Regions from separate parts of the Mus musculus genome. Here region 1 is linked to region 2. The links are chromatin loops, found by intact Hi-C in ENCODE. Cell type or tissue: gastrocnemius. All regions are shown on one strand. Links, peaks and the distances in the headings refer to the core of each region. The heading gives the core; the rest is flanking DNA.

Evidence for each region. Hi-C counts contacts between places; a loop is a spot of excess contacts. Peaks named below come from ENCODE experiments on the same cell type or tissue, not always from the same donor. Only the 100,000 strongest peaks of a DNase experiment are listed, where the experiment ranks them.
Region 1: a loop joins it to region 2, with 4 times the contacts of the local background. A loop is called at or near these places in 12 of 42 quality-filtered maps.

Annotation. Positions count from the first base shown.
Region 1 is chr5:114,122,876-114,131,203 of GRCm38, reverse strand. Alkbh2 (alkB homolog 2, alpha-ketoglutarate-dependent dioxygenase) reads left to right here and starts at 2,986. Exons shown (of 4, transcript NM_001359941.1): 1 at 2,986-3,121; 2 at 3,435-3,678; 3 at 5,474-5,672; 4 at 6,950-7,278. The coding sequence starts at 3,465. The coding sequence ends at 7,256. It overlaps Usp30 (ubiquitin specific peptidase 30), which reads right to left. Exons shown (of 13, transcript NM_001033202.3): 13 at 8,280-8,328. It overlaps Ung (uracil DNA glycosylase), which reads right to left and starts at 48. Exons shown (of 6, transcript NM_011677.2): 1 at 1-48. In gastrocnemius, for the core only: no CTCF peak of the experiment used is centred there; DNase peaks (open chromatin) are centred at 407, 794, 2,978 and 3,490; H3K4me3 peaks cover 2,207 bases; H3K27ac peaks cover 1,986 bases.
Region 2 is chr5:114,042,301-114,050,628 of GRCm38, reverse strand. Svop (SV2 related protein) reads left to right here. Exons shown (of 16, transcript NM_026805.1): 7 at 4,998-5,061; 8 at 7,698-7,823; 9 at 8,313-8,328. Among named protein-coding and RNA genes, the nearest start is that of Gm16108, 19 kb to the left of the region's middle. In gastrocnemius, for the core only: CTCF peaks have their summits at 3,301, 3,793 and 5,288 (motif pointing right); DNase peaks (open chromatin) are centred at 3,892 and 4,297.

The DNA.
Region 1 (8,328 bases), core at 142-8,141, 81 kb before region 2:
GCACCCGTCTGCGCTCCCACGCAGGCTTTTCGCGGCAAAACACCTCCCGCCCCTTGCCGCTTCTGATTGGACTATACAAGGGCAGGGTGGGCACGCTGCACACCGATTGACTCTGAGGCGGCCGAGCTCCGTCCCCATTGGTAGATGTCTCGGCATGGCGGCCGTGGACGCGCGCGGTTGTTTTGGACCTCTAAGGTGTCCCAGTCTGGCTGATAAACGGGGTGCGCGGCTCTCCTGCCCGGGACCCGCAGCACCGCAGTCTCGCGCTGCCTGGTGCTGCCCCGCGCGCCTCACCCAAGACCTTCCACGTGGGCTTTTCGCGGCAAAACAGCTCCCGCCCCTTGCCGCTTTTGATTGGACCACGCGAGGAGCAGGGCGGGCACGCTGCACACTGATTGGCTCTGCGGCGACCGTGCCCCATCCCTATTGGCTAGTGCCTCGGCGTGGCGGCGGCCGACAGCGCGCGGCTGTGTTGAACCCCTAAGGTGTCCCAGTCTGTCCGAGCAAGCGGCGTGCGTGGCGCTCCTGCCCGGGACCCCGCCGTACCCCCGCGTCCCGCGCTACCCCGCTCGTCTCACCACGGCATCGCCGCCGATCTCGGCCGCCACTCCGCTCCCTGGGACCGGCTCCGGGCTGCGCGTGGTCCGCTTCCCTGTGGGGGTCGGAGAGAAGAAAGAGTATAGGGTCTTCTGGCCGATCATGCCTGCGCCGAGCACGGACCTCCGGGACTCCTGCAGCCGTGCTCACGGTAGGCGCGCTGCCACCTGCGCGGGCTCCCGTTGGGGGCGGGGAGGCTGGCTGGGCAGGGGTCGGTGAGGCCCAGCGCGCATGTGTGGGAGGGGCTGAGGCCCCGCCCCCGGGTGGGTGGGGCTTAGGAGGTAGGGGGAGCCTGCTGCTTACCTACCTACCTGTCCTAGCTCTAAAGCGGGGCTTTCTCCAAGTCTTACTGATGTAAAGATTGAAGGCCTTTAACCCCGAAATGTTCCACTTCCCCAGATACACCTCCCTCCCTCCTTTTCAGTCCCCTTTGGGGATTGAACTCAGGGCCTTTGTGCATCCTGAGCAACCGCTTGACCACTGAGCCATACACCCCCTTGTACTTTTTACCTCCCACACTCACGTCAGACATACATTCAGTTGTGCAGCTTTCAGTTATATCCTTCCCTCTAATATAACAATCCCAGCTACTCTTTTCTACTGAGTGATCTTTTGCAGGTGTAATTTATTTATTTATTTTTTTTATTTTTTTTTTTTTTTTGGTTTTTCAAGACAGAGTTTCTCTGTATAGCCCTGGCTGTCCTGGAACTCTCTGTAGACCCGGCTGGCCTTGGATTCAGAAATCCGCCTGCCTCTGCCTCCCAAGTGCTGGGATTAAAGGCGTGTGCCACTGCAAGTGTAATTTAAACCTCGACCGACCGCTGCCCTGGAAAAACCCTCCTATGCCGCCGTGTGTCACAGAGTGGTGACACACCCTGTGAGCCCAGCATCTGGGAGGTGGAGGCAAGAGGATCAGGAGCACAAGGCTTGGCTACACAAGCTGTTAGGGGCTAGTCTGGGCTACAGCCTCCCAATCTGAACTGACTAGACTCCCAATTTAGCAGTTCTCCAGGCGGTTTGCCTTTCCGCAGCGTCCCGCTAAAATCTTCGCATGCTATGTTATTTTGTCCCTTACCTGGAAAGCTTCAATGCTGGCTTAGGATTCTTCCCTGTAAGATCCTCTTCCCCATCCCCCCCTACTCCCTAGCCTGTCACCCTGCTCACAACTTCCATATTGTACAAAGAAATCTTGTTTATCACATTGCCCCTTTTTTGTTTTCATCTCCAAAATACAACGTGGATAAGACAGGACCTGCTGTGCCCTGCTGGTGTGTGACAGCAGAGAGCACCGTGTGCTCCCATAGGCAGCACTTTAGAGAGATATAACACGTTCCCTCTGGTCGAGGACCAGGGCGTTTTCTCAATGAAGTAAACTCAGCATTCACAGAAAAGTTTGAGCTTGAATATTTATGGTGATTTTTTTTTCTTCTGTGCCACCAGGAGCAAGAAATGACTGTCACAGGTCTTTCCATACCAGCAATGGAAGGAGAAAAACGGTACAAATGTCCTCTATGTTTATACATAGTATATAAATAAAATGGCTGTACTTGAAGCTAAAGATTAAAAAACACAGCTGGGCAGTGGTGGCGCACGCCTTTAATCCCAGCACTTGGGAGACAGAGGCAGATGGATTCCTGAGTCTGAGGCCAGCCTGGTCTACAAAGTGAGTTCCAGGACAGCTGGGACTACACAGAGAAACCCTGTCTCGAAACAAACCACACACACACACACATACAAAGAAAAGAAAAACAAACAAAAACAACCCCCCCAAAAGATTAAAAAACACGGGGGCAGGGGCAGGAGAGATGGCTCAGCGGTTAAGAGCACTGACTGCTCTTCCAGAGGCCCTGAGTTCAATTCTCAGCAACCACGTGGTGGCTCACAACCATCTGTAATGGAATCTTATGCTCTCTTCTGGTGTGTCTGAAGAGAGCAATAGTGTACTCATATAAATAAAATAAAATAAAGATTTTAAAACACGGTTATATCTAAAAGCAGTGTGCTTACAGAAATAAGTCAAACGCAAAAGGCTATACAGCCTCTAATCCATCACATTTATGTGGAATCGTGAAGAAGAGCAAGCAAGGAATAGCTGACAAATTATGTCGGAACCTAAGGGAGGAAGGATTCTATGGGATGGTATAACTGTTCTCCATGTCGACTGTAGTGGTCAGACAATGCTGTGTCTTTGTCAGGAGTGCAGATTCATACACTGCCCTCAAGCCCCCCAGACAGTATGCTGTAGCACACTAGGCTCGTAGACCCCAGAACTGGTCCACAGGCCTAACCTTGCTGAGCCATCAGGTGAAGGCAGCATCCTGCGGTGCGCAGGGAGACCGGCAGGGGGCGCTGTGCCCGGAAGTCCCGCGTAGGCGGGAGGGGCGGGGTGAGGGTTCCTGGGGCTGCGTGTGTCTGTGCAGAGACCTGACCCACCGCTCCGGGCTCTCCGGTGGAGCCCGGTTGCTCGCCCGTGCCAGCCCCTACCCCGCGGGGCCGCAGGGCAGAGGCAACCCTGCTTTTCTGGGTAACTGGGCGAGCCTCATGCCTCTCTGCGCTTGCGTCTTCCCATGTGTAGCCTTTTGGGTTTGGGCAGCCGTTTGCAGCCAAAGCTCTCGAATTCCGAAGAGGACGGACGGGTCTTTAAAAGTACTCCATTCCAGGGCGGGCCTGGGGATGCGTGCCCGGGATTCCTACCGATGGGCGCCTGGGGCGTGAGGACAGCGTGGTTCGGGTCAGCTTGTGCTAGGAAGACTTAAGCTACAGGGCAGGCTCCCCGCCTGGATGATGCCCGCCAGGCACCTCCTAGGAGGTTTAATGCGCTCTTGTTTCCTTTGTAGGACGCGTCTGAGCTGTGAGTGGGCGGCGGGATGGACAAGTTCCTGGTGAGGCCAGACCTCCGCGACCTCCAAGGGGGAGGGGAGGAGCCCGCCCCGACGGGAGGAGCCTCGGGCGACCTGAAGAGCCCGGACTGGCGACACCTTCGCGCGGAAGGTCTGAGCTGTGATTACACCGTCCTATTCGGCAAAGCCGAGGCAGACAAGATTTTCCGAGAGTTGGAGCAAGAAGTGGAGTATTTTACTGGTAGGCGGAGGTCTTACGTGCGTTAGGCTTGTGCGAGGACAGGATGCGCCTTCCCTGGGAGAAGCGTGAACTTCCGGCTGTGACGGATTAGGTCACGGTCTGGGCAGCTCTGGTTAGGTTAGGTTATGGTTTGGCATACGAACTGTCCACGAGGTCTAGAACGAAATTATTTGGCAACTGATTGGAATTACCTGGGAAGTTAAAAAACTAAATAACAAAAAAAGCAAAACAAACCCCCAAACCGAACCATTCTGGGATCTTCGTGATACTGATTCAAAATAGCTGGAGGCGAAGGTTAGGCCTCAGTGGTTTTTGTTTTTTCGAGACAGGGTTTCTCTGTGTTGCCCTGGCTGCCTTGAAACTCACTCTGTAGACCAGGCTGACCTCAAATTCAGAAATCCTCCTGCCTCTGCCTCCCAAGTGCTGGGATTAAAGGCGTGCGCCACCACTGCCTGTCGACACCCTGTTTTGTTTTGTTAAAGACCATAATTAAATAAATGTATGAGATGAGTCAGCAGTTAAGACTAGTTGCTGTCCCAGAGGACCCAAGTTTGGGTCTGAGCACCCACATGGCAGCCCACAATCCTCTGTAACTCCAGTTCCAGCTACTGTGGTGCCCTTGTCCAGCCTTCGAGGGCACAGACATCACAAGCAAGCAAAATAAAATATTTAAATACATAAAATAAAACAAAATTTTAAAAAGGAAGGGGAGAATGATGGCCTCAGGGGCCTTCTCTTAGAAGGATTTGGTTCTGGACCAGGGACAAAGGGAGTGTGTATTTTGTATATCAAAGCAGACCAGGCCTCCAGGTTCTTCCAGCATCCCCCTCCTCCCCCCACACACAAGTCCTTTCCTGACATACCCTGCCCCCAACCCTGTTTCCAGCCCAGGGGTTGAGCAGCCCTTCCCCCAGAGGCTCTTCCCTATATGATCCAGACATTGTGGTCTCTCCTCTTTCTCTTCTCTCTGTACACTCGAGCTCTTTTTCTATTTCTATTTCTCTTCCTCCTCCCCTATGGTGAATTCCCTGGCCAGTGAACTGGCCCCAAGAAACTGCATTTAGTATTATCTAATCTGTCTTGGCCCATTTCACCCGTGGCAGAGAAATAACTTATCACAAGTCACCCATGTTTTGTTTTCAGCAATTTCATGCATGTGTATGATGCATTTTGGCTGTTTTCACACACCCCCGATTCATCACCCTGACTCCTACAGAACCCCTTTGTCCCAAGCCCCTGTGGTGCTCTCATGTTATTTTGTTTTTGTGGCCCGCTGGTTTTAATGCTATTGTGTCCACATGCCTTGTGTGTCTGCACATAGTGTGTCTACATGTCTCATGTGTCTGCACAAGGAAGCCACAGAATCCAGTGGATTTTCAGTATACTCATGTGCATTCCTTCTGCCCCTTGACATAAAGCCCAGCTGGAGACCGCTTCCTCACTGAGACATGGCCTCTCCTGAGTCTGGAACTTGCAGATCCAGTGAGGCCAGCTGGCCAGTGAGCCTCCAGCAGTGGGATTCGAGGCATACTGAGCAATACCTTGTGGTGGACACTTTACCAACTGAGGCATCTCTCTCTTTCGTTGAGACATGCTGGCTTGGAATTTGTGTTCTGTCTACTTCAGCACCAGAGTGAATACTTGGGACAAGCCACAATGATTTAGGGTAAGAGGTTCCCAACATGGCGTTTTACAACGTGAGCAGAGGGAACGTTGTTTCTGCTTCTCCACCTTTGAATGTGCGGAGCTGTCTGCACCCAAGGGTCACTGGTGGAACTCCCGTTCTTCTACGCAGGTGCACTGGCCAAGGTCCAGGTGTTCGGAAAGTGGCACAGTGTTCCCAGGAAGCAGGCGACCTATGGCGATGCTGGCCTCACGTACACGTTTTCTGGTCTTACCCTGACACCAAAGCCCTGGGTTCCTGTTCTAGAGCGTGTTCGAGATCGAGTCTGCGAGGTGACAGGACAGACCTTCAACTTTGTACTCGTGAACAGGTAAGGCTTCCTCCGAGGAAAGCCGTGCTCCTTTGTGACAACCCTTCTATAGTGCACCAGGCTAGACAGGTGGCCGTGCCACTCTTGCAGAGAACCCAAGTTCAGTTCCCAGTCCTGGCTCTGGCAGATCCAACACCTCTGGCTTCCGTGAATAACTGTACTCATGCCCAATTATCTTTTTCTTTTTAAAGAGGGGAGTCTTCACAGAGCTTGTGTGTAGATGTGAGAGGGGTTGGACCTGTTACTGGGAAAGTTAAACATACTGATAGGATTGGGGATAGGGCTGGATTTGGGGTCCAAAGTACTTTGCTGTACGGAGTTGACCTGTGTGCCAGGATGCTCAACACACCCCCAGCCTCAACCCTGTAGGTGCCCGTAGCACCTAGAATGGGTTCCAGTATAGCAGCCAACAGGGCGTCTTGATTCAGCCTGGCTCCGAGGCCTGAGCTAAAGGGGAAGCCATTTCACTTTAGGTGGTGAGAGGGAGGCTCCCAGGGGCTGGGACGGCTGACTTGGTAACTAGCTAGAGAGCCGGAGATACCCAGTGTTCAGAGTAGAGCAGAGGGGGCTTACGGTGGGTGCCACTGAAGATCGGAGATGGAGAGGGAAGGGTGTGGAGGGAAGGGCTGAACTGCGGGGGGGGGGGGGGGGTGGTCAGCAAATGTGGGGAGGAGCTTGTGACAGGCTTTCGGGCTGTGAACCTGGAAGGCGTAGCTATGTGATGTGATGGGTGAGGCCTGCAGGTATTGTAAGAAGCAACTTATTAAGTGTTCTATGGCTGTGAGGAATGCCACTGTTAAAAAAGAAAGCATTGTGCTGAGGCTTTCTTTATTGAGCTTGCTTGTCTTAAGAGGGTGAGTCTGTGATCATCCTGGCAGGGGGAACAGACAGGCATGGCACTGGCACCATAGCAGGCAAGAACAAGTGACACAGACAGACAGACAGACAGACAGACAGACAGGGCCTGGTGAGAGCTCTTGAAACCTCAAAGCCAAGCCCCACCACAATGATATCTACTCCAACAAGGTCACACCTGCTTGGTCCCAAATAGTTCTACTAGCTGGGGACCAAGTGTGCAAACAGGACCCTGCAGAGACCATTCTCATTCTAAGCAGCACACTCAGCACGGACACCCGAGGCCGGGCTCACCTGTGCGCCTGCCAGGCTACGAGGTTGCGAAGCCAGCACTGCTGCAGGCTGCAAGAGAGTGAGGCAGCTCCATTAGCAGCTGAGGGAGCGAGGTTCTTCTGAACTGATTGCTTGCTTGCCCACTGTAGGTACAAAGATGGTTGCGACCACATCGGCGAGCACAGAGATGACGAGCGAGAACTGGCTCCGGGGAGCCCCATCGCGTCTGTCTCCTTTGGCGCTTGCAGAGACTTCATTTTCCGGCACAAAGACTCTCGAGGGAAGAGGCCCCGGAGGACAGTGGAGGTGGTCAGGCTGCAGCTGGCACACGGAAGCCTGCTGATGATGAACCCCCCAACCAACACCCACTGGTACCACAGTCTCCCCATCCGCAAGAGGGTCCTGGCTCCGCGGGTCAACTTGACTTTTCGGAAAATTTTACCTACTAAGAAATAAAATGTCTTTATTTATTATTGTATTTGGGGGGGGGTGTGTGCATGTGTGTGCACATATGTGGACATATGTGTGTGTTATGTGCATGCACAGGGAGGCCAGAGGTGCCAGATCACCTGGTACTATAGTTATGGGTGGTTGTGGGCTGCTCAACACAGGTACTAATGTGGAGACAAATCTGTCCAGCCCCTAAGAGCCATTTTTAATAGTCAGTGCTCTGTGCTTTCTCTTAGCTGGAAGGAGTTGGTGTTTGCTTTACCACAGAGAACAGGAAAGGTTATAAAAACATAGGCAGCACCCAGGAGGAGGATGCCATGGGACACCCACCAAAAAGACCACCCGTCAGGCCTGGCGTGGCAGCACCCAGGAGGCAGAGGCAGGCCATCTTCACAAGTTGACAGGTAGCCTGCGGTACATAAAGGACTAAAGCACCGCACTTGGCTGTTTCCTAACAAAACCGTCTTTATTGCAGTAGTGCTCAGCAGGTACAAAGGCTTCAGCAAGTCCACACTCGGCAGCCTACGGCGGAAGTACTAGCTTAGCTTACGTTTCTCCGGGAAGTAGGTGCCTACTGTGAAGAACTTAAAACTAGGAGCCATCATTGGTCATTACCTAATGTAATAATTTACAAAATGAGGAAGGACATTAGCGCTCGGTCAGGGTGACACATCTACAGCGGCTCACGCACACAATTGTCCTCTCAGCCACCTCAGGAGCAGCAGGACTGGTGCCTGGGGCCCACAGCCCTGCACGGTGCTCTATGGTCACAAGTGACTGCCGGCTTTTGTGTTCATCTCAGCCCGGAAGCCAGGTCTGTGGGGCTGCTGTGTCGTGGAGTCCAGCACAGCATAGTCTCAGAGTCTCAAGTCCTCAGTATGCACAGTGAGATCTGATCTCATAGCTGATGCCTAGGCACATCTGGAATGTCTGCCAGCTCACCCCCGGCAGAGAAAACACATCCTTGGCCTTACCTCAGTGACCTTTGGATAGGTCAGGTTCCAAACCTTAGACCAGAAGAGTCAGTTTGAATTTGGTATCATTTTTAATTACACACTTAGCTAACATCTAGGTACGT
Region 2 (8,328 bases), core at 127-8,126:
CCTGGATTGCAGTACCAGATACGAACTCCCTCTTGCAGAGCAGGTCTTAAATCCAATCAGAAGGCAGTTGTTCTTACCCACGACAGCTGAGCCACTATTGCACAAGCAGACACATCATGCCTGGCACATTTGTATTTCAGCACACAAGGTCCATAGGCAAGCAGGAATGTTGGTGGCCATTCTCCGCTTGCCTAGCTCCTTTGACACCATGAAAGCCAGCCAGGAGAGTGGGAGTTTCCAGCTCGCTCCGGGTTAATTTCTCCATGCCCTATAGTCAAAGTCCGAGCATGTGGTATCTTCAGTGATAGGGTCTTACTGTCTCGTTCTTGCACAGAGCCAACAGCAGTAGCAATAGCCTTTATGGTTTGAGGGGCCTGAGGGGCTCCTCTGGTCCATAGCTCACTTGGAGGTAGCCCGCCCTAGTCACCGAGGCTCCCATTCAGTAATCTTATGGCTTCGAAGAGGCTTATGTCCTTTTCCATCCATGTAGGGTACCTTTTGGACTCAGACTTCTTCACAGTTATCATTTTAACAACCTCCTTTTCTTCTTTCAATTAACTGAGCCCTAGTAGGATCGTAAGGCAAACGGAAATACCCCCGTACCTGTTTGCCTCTCCTTTGGCTTTCCAAATCTGCGGACCACTCATAGCTTAGCATTATGTCATCTACATGTCTGAACCTTTTCCAGAGTTTAGGCAGGACAAGGCAACGTGACCAGGAAAATCCCTGAAACCCTGTCCCATCACAAAGATGACCTGAATGTCTGCTGTCATCTGTTCTCAGCAGGTGTCAGGAGAGCCCAGAAGCTCAGAACTGAGACGGTACTAAAGTCAAACTTAGGTGAGGTTTAATACAGTGCACATGTGCCATCTGTTTGTATCCATTTGTATCAATTGCTTCCTCCAGAGGTGGAGGCTGGGTACACAGAGGCACTACTTAATTAGCTCACCTTAACCCTTGGTCAGTCTCTCTGAGATACTATGTTTCCATATCCCCGAAGCCTCCCTACTCTTCTCTATGTCTGACCTATTCAGTGAGCCTGACTTAATTTGCTCAGACCTGCTCAGGGTCACCGGGGCCAAGGCTCTGCTCTCTGCAGCTGCACCTGCTGGCTCACTGGGTCATGGAAGCCCTGGATTGGCACTGTGGATGTGGCTGTAGCTGTTGAGTCTCCATCCACCATACCCAGTTGCCCAGAGAGTTCCTGGCTGAGCAAACCATCTCCACCACTAGTGTAACCTTTTGATGGAGGTAAATAGACCCTCCTTAGTCTAGGGAGAGACTCCCCACCCTAGGACAGCTTGATCATCTTCACCTGTATTGCTCAAATCGGACATCTTCTGTGACCACTCCTCAGGCTGCAGAGTCTTCCAGAAGTCTTAGCACACGATTTCATTTTCTATTAGTTCTCTCCTTACGAGCTCCAACTCCACACAAACCTCATCACATTTGTCTTTGAGCAACCCAGACAGACTTCTTTCTCTGATTTACCCTTTAAACGACATCTCCACTAGGTGGTTCTCTCACCGCATGGACAGTCTTTACATGCAAAATCACGGAGATCTGCCGAAGCCTTTACAAAGATCTCGCCCCACCATAGGGCTCAGCAAAGCCACCAATGTGCCTTAAACAATGAAGTGGCTTGTGCCCCTCCCCCATCCCTCAGCTTGCTAATGGCCACCGTGAGATTTAAAACATCCACACTTACTTTCTCACGTATGTAACTAGGTAGCTGTTTTATCTGTGAGGAGGGGGGAAAAACCCCGCAGGCAAATTACAGGAGAAATACGAAGCCCCAAGAGGGCCTTGGCTCCTTGGCACTTCTGATGTCATTTACATAAACCTAATTATGTCATAATTAGACAGCACTCTTATCTAGTTAGAAAGATGGCTCCCTTAAGTGCTTTATTGAGAGACATTTAGGGGACAATATTTTTAGGTAGTTAGGTAATATTAAGAGTTTCCATTCATTTAGAGTAACTTTACCCAGCCAGAGAGTCAGAACAACAGCGTCTTGGGGTGTTATTTTAAAAATAAGTCAACAGCCAGAATGTAACGGTAACAGCTGTTTTGAGAACACAACGCCACAGGCGGGACAGGTTATAAAGAAAGGAGGTTTATCTCAGCTTATAGTCCAGGCTCAAGGCTGGTGGATGCATCTGTAGTGGCTCCCTTAGTAACAGCTAGGATGCATCTGTAGTGGCTCCCTTAGTAACAGCTGCGGAGCTGGCTCAGACATAACCTGGCAAGCCAACCAGGATGAAAGGAGAGTGTGATGTCTTTCTCCCATAACCCCAGCATTGAGGGGGCGGAGCCAAGGATAATCCCTACGGCTGTGAGGCCAGCCTGGGATACACAGTGAGTTCCAGGTTAGTGAGACTCTCCCCACCTTTCCCCCCAGATTCAATCTTGGGACTGACCCTAACGCTATTGTCTAACCCTGGTCAACCCTCAGTCCCAACCCTGAGTCCCCACCCCCTAGACACTAAAACTGGATCAAGTCTCCTGCTTGAGAATGAAGAGCCACCATATAAAATCCCTGCGCATGTGCATCAGGCACCCAAACCACAACAATGGGAAGGCAAATCAAATCACTTGTAAGGGGCTCCCTTCCCCCAAATACACATTGATGCTCTCGATAAAAGAGCTACCGTATTCATTGCCGACAATGACGGTACCGGGAAGCATGTCCACGGGACAGCTATGCTATGCGTCTTCAGACGATGTGTATCCCAGCCCTGCCCCTATTTGGCTGATTAGAAAACCCTGCTCCTGGGAGGCTTGATCAAAGTCAGGTGCTCATTAAGTGAAGGGGAGAGGTAGTGGTTGCTGGTCATGAACCACCCAGCACTCAGGGTTTAAGACAGTGATTTACTTAACTCAGCCTGCATTTGGGCAGTTAGGCGGTACTACTGTGTCAGGGGCTTGCTCGAGTTTTCAGTCAGCAGATGCGTTCGATGATTCGATGAACTTAAAGGCTCCATCTGGCTTCACCCAGGCACAGCCACCTGGGATCCAAGACAGGAAGACAAAGCCACAAAGTCTCATGTAGCCTAACCTTGCAGGCCAGTTGCCAATCAATTCAGATCAAACTTGACTGATGCTGGACAGTGGGATGGAGAAGTCACTGTGAGATGCGTAGTCTCACTTTACGTCGGTGGAGAAGCATATTGGGTTTGGTTTGTGGTTGAAGGGATGGTTCAGAGGTCAAGAGAGCTTACTGCTCTTGAAGAGGAACCAAGTTTAATTCTCAGCCCCTCTGCAGAATAGCGAATAATGGATGTGGCTCTACCTCCCTCTTCTAGTCAGTATGGGAATTGCACACACATAAAATTAAAAACAATTATTTAAAAATAATTCCAAAATAAATTGATTTGGTAGCTTAGAATATAGCCCAGTGGGAGAACACGTGCCTAGTTTGAACATAGCTCTGAGCTCAATCTCTAGTATCAAAGGGAAAAGATGGACTAAAAAAAGATTTATATTTATACGTGTTTTGCCTGAAGGTGTGTGTGCACACGCACCTGTGTGTGTGCAGTACTTGCAGAGGTCAGAAGGGGACAGCTGATCCCCTAAAACTGGAGTTGCAGGCAGTTGTTTTGAGCTGCCATATGGGTGCTGCGATCTCCAGCCCCAAGATTTGGATTCTAATTTGTAACTCTATCGTTACAAGTGACATCTTAGTTATAAAATGAAAAAAAAAAAAAAAAGAACAAAAATCTCATTAAAGCTCCAAGTATCTTCATGAGAATAAGCAGATTACAGGAGACAGTAAAGAGCAATAGCTTTTGTGTGCAGTAGGGAGCGCTGTGTGCAGCCACAGAGCACCATTCAGGTGAAGAGACAGCTGGAGAAAAACTGGCAGGTCCAGGGCACCTTCCTGGTGACTTCCTACATAACCATGTTTACGAAGGTCAGAGGACCATTTGTAGGAGTCAGGTCTCTCCTTCTGCCATGTGGAGTCCTAGGGATGAACAGGGACCAAACTCAGCTCACTGAGCTTAGCAGAATGGACCTTTATCTGCTGTACCATCTCGCCAGCCCCAGAAAAGCTCACTCTTAGAATAAGGATGTGATTACAAAATGGAAAAGGAAGGACAAATTAAAAATTACATTTGTCACCAATGCCATGGTGGTCTGTTCAGGTAGAAATAGCCAGAGGCTACAGCAGGTGGGTAGAGGTTCTGTGGAGGACAAGATCTTGGCAAATCTGAATATGTCCTGGCAAACTACCAGACACCAACTCCATCCATCAGTGAATAACAACTTGACAGCAAGGGAGCAGGGTAGCTTTGCACACCCCAGATGCAACTGTCGGGAGCAATTCCATGTAATCCCCCCATGGCTGTCCCCAGGGATGCACAGACAGACATCCGGAACCCAGAATGGAGGGACAAAAGGCCATACACAACATAGCCTTATCAACTTGCTAACACAGCTGCCCGTAAACCCACAGCCAGACTTTCTCCAGACTCTGTGGTTTCTGCAGACCTCGACGAAAGCATGCCAGAACTCGAGGGTCATCTGGGGGGAGTTGGTTTAAAACACAGGGGCCACCAGGCAGTGGTGGTGCACGCCTTTAATCCCAGCACTTGGGAGGCATAGACAGGCGGATTTCTGAGTTCGAGGCCAGCCTGGTCTACAGAGTGAGTTCTAGGACAGCCAGAGTTACACAGAGAAACCCTGTCTCAAAAAACAAAACAACAAAAAAATAAATAAATAAAAATGCAGGAGCCATTTGTGAAAATCTGCTTCCCAGGGACAAGGGAGTCACACACTGGCAGACTATGATAGTGCATGCTGGGAGACAGGACGGGAAGATAGTGAGTTTGAAGTCAGCCATGAGCTACACAGTAAGAACCCGTTGGTTGAATTTCTGACTTCAGCCACGATACCAGGAAATTCCAACGTAGGAATCCACGGATCACTTTTGGAGGGAGGGAACTCAGAATCTGTCATCTTCCCACTCTTTAACCCCTGTCTCTTCACTTACCTAGGGTGACGCTGTACGCCGAGTTCCTTCCCATGAAGGCCAGAGCCAAGTGCATTTTGCTGATTGAGGTAAGGAGGGGGTGACAGGTCTCCCAGGAATTCTTACTGACTGTGAAGCAGCTTTCAAATGTATGTAGCCACAGGCTCACAAAGACTCAATTGAAAATTATGCACATGTATATATAGTATAAATGCTTTGTCCTCCTTCCCTCTTTCTTCCTCCCTTTCTTTTCTTCTTCTAATTACTTATTTAATGTATGTGGGTACACTGTTGCTATCTCCAGATGCACCAGAAGAGGACACTGTTTTCCATTGGTTGTGAACCACCCTATGGTTACTGGGAATTGAACTTAGGACTTCTACAAGAGCAGCTAGTGCTTTTAACTACTGAGCCATCTCTCCCACCTTCTCCCTGTCTTTCTTCAATTGGAGGTTGATCTAGGACAGTGGTTCCCAACCTTCCTAACTGTATCCTCTCGTACAGTTCCTCATGCTATGGTGACTACCAACCATAAATTATTTCATTGCTACTTCATAACTGTAATTTTGCCACTGCTATGAATAGAAATGTAAATGTCTGATATGCAGGATATCTGATATATATGACCCCAGGGGAAGGGTCTTTTGACCCCCACAGAGGGGTCATGACCCAGAGGTTGAGAACCACTGATCTAGGCTCTCACACATGCTGGGTGGGTGCTCTACTACTGAGCTATATCCCTGCCCTTTTTTGTCCTTTCTATTTCAAGACACAGTCTTGAAAAATTGCCCAGGTTGGTCTTGAACTCACTCTGTAGCTGTCAGGCCCAGCCATACAGGGACTGCAGAGGATTCTCGGCATACCAGTGCCTGTTCTGCCACGTGATCACACTTTGTGTCTCCTTACATGTTATGTAAGGGGAGAACTACTTCACCCTAAAATTCTCCAATTGTGACTCCCACCACCCCCTCAGCAAAGAAAGAAACAATTGTGATTTTAAAACAACAACAGTAGTGAAGTTTCTGTCACCAAGCCCACTCCAGAAGGACCAGGAGGGTCCAAGGGCAGCCCAGACCCTCTGCAGAGACCACCCTGCAGGGGAGGAGGCAGGGCAGTAAGTCAGTCCTGGTTTCTCCTCCACCCTGGCTTCCCTCTCATCCCCTGGACTCTCTATTAGCAGAACATAGTGGGAAGCCACAGGCAGGGAACCTAGTGGGTGTGTGTGGGTGTGTGTATGTGTGTGTGTGTGTATGTGTGTGGGTGTAGGTGGGGAAGGAGAATAACCTGGGGGATAAGGAAGAAATGACCCCAAGAATGGATACTGAGCCTGTGAAAAGAAGAAATGACCCTAAGGATGGATACTGAGCCTGTGTGAGGGAGAGATGACCCTAAGGATGGATACTGAGCCTGTGTGAGGGAGAGGTGACCCCAAGGATGGATACTGAGCCTGTGTGAGGGAGAGGTGACCCCAAGGATGGATACTGAGCCTGTGTGAGGGAGAGGTGACCCTAAGGGTGGATACTGAGCCTGTGTGAGAGAGAGGTGACCCTAGGGGTGGAGACTGAGCCTGTGGGGAAGGAAAGCTGATGTCAGGAGACAAAAGACAAAAGTAGACAATATGTATAGTCATGTGCAGAGAGAACGGAAGTCTAACCAGGGCTTTCTACCCACGCCCAAGTTTCCAGAGATAATGACTCTGAGACATCTTACCTATGAATAAACACCTAGGCCAAATGCCTTGGCTCCTTCCCTGACTACCCCATAACTGAATCATTGCTCTGTTCTACGGCCTGCCATGTGACCTGGTCCTCAGTTTCATACACCGGTCTTCCTCTGTCATCTGCACCTATTTCCCAGAATGCCCCACCCCCTCTCTGCCGGATGCCCCACCTTCTAAGCCTGCCTCAGCTCATTGACCAGAGGCTTTTTTTATTGACAGGTGAAACTTGCATACATTGCACACAAGATTCCCTCTCCATGGAAGCTCTCCTGTCCGTCAGTCCATACACACACAGGGAAGATGTGGTATATCAATATGTAATAGTAGCATCACACCTTCAAAAGGCAGGAAACTATAACAAGCTACAGTGTCCATGAGCCACCAGGACATTATGTTTGAAGAAATCCAGACATAAAGGACAAGTGCCATGTGATTCTGCTAAGCAGGTGGTCAGAATAAAGCAAAATCAAAATGACAGGACAGGCATCTTTAAACACGCCCATCATCCCAACACTTGGGAGGCTGAGGCAGGAGGATCTCAAGTTCAAATCTAGGCTGGGCTGCATAGCCAGACCCTGTCTCGAAAGCTTTTTAAAAAGGACAACGAGAAAAACACAGAGACTTCCAGGGAGTTGGGGCTGGGCAGAGTCGGGGCTGACTGTCGTGGAGAGAGTTTCCTTTCACAGAATGACCGCTGGTGGTCCACTGCATTGGTGGCCGCAGGACCGGCGGGACGTGCTCGATATCAGTGCATACCTAAAATGGTTAGGAAAAAACATCCAAAGAATTCAAAGTCCCTTGCATGCCCCCTGCCATACCTGTGACACAGACTACTGATCCTTCCCTCCTGCTTCGCTGTGGTGTCCTGTTGTGCGGTGCTGCGTGGGTATTACGTGAGCAGCGTGGGAGGGGCGACAGCAGGATGCGCCAATCCCGTCCACCGTACCCCACACTACCTGTATGGACCACACTACCCTGCCACTGACTCTCACTCTCCCATGCTAGGTCTTCTGGGCCATAGGGACCGTGTTCGAGGTGCTTCTGGCTGTGTTTGTGATGCCCAGCCTGGGCTGGCGCTGGCTGCTCCTGCTCTCGGCCGCTCCACTACTACTCTTCGCTGTTCTGTGCTTCGTAAGTATGTCTAAAGTTGTCACTTTTTTTTTTCTTTGAGACAGGATTTCTCTGTGTAGCCCTGGCTGATCTGGAACTCACTCTGTAGACCAGGCTAGACTCATAGAGATCCACCTGCCTCTGCCTCCCAAGTGCTGGGGGTAAAGGCATGCGCCCCCACTCCCTGGCTTGAGGGGGAGATTTTTTGAAATGGTGGTCTTCATTTGCTCCACCTGACCCCAGAACTCTAAAAGCAACCACAGTGGTGATGACAGCTTCATGCTTTTGTTACCCCGTTTAACCCTGTAAACACCTGAACGAGGAGGAATCAGAGGGAAGTGGGTCCTATAACCCAGTACCTTACAGAGGACTCTGTTCAAAGCCAGGTCTCTCACCCCAGAGACTTGCTGCTTAAAGAAGCCCACACAAATGAGAGAAGGTGGCCAGGAGGGCGTGCTCTGTCCTATACTGACCAGCCACACCCTGGGTCTCCTGTTCCCCCACTCCCAGTGGCTGCCAGAGAGTG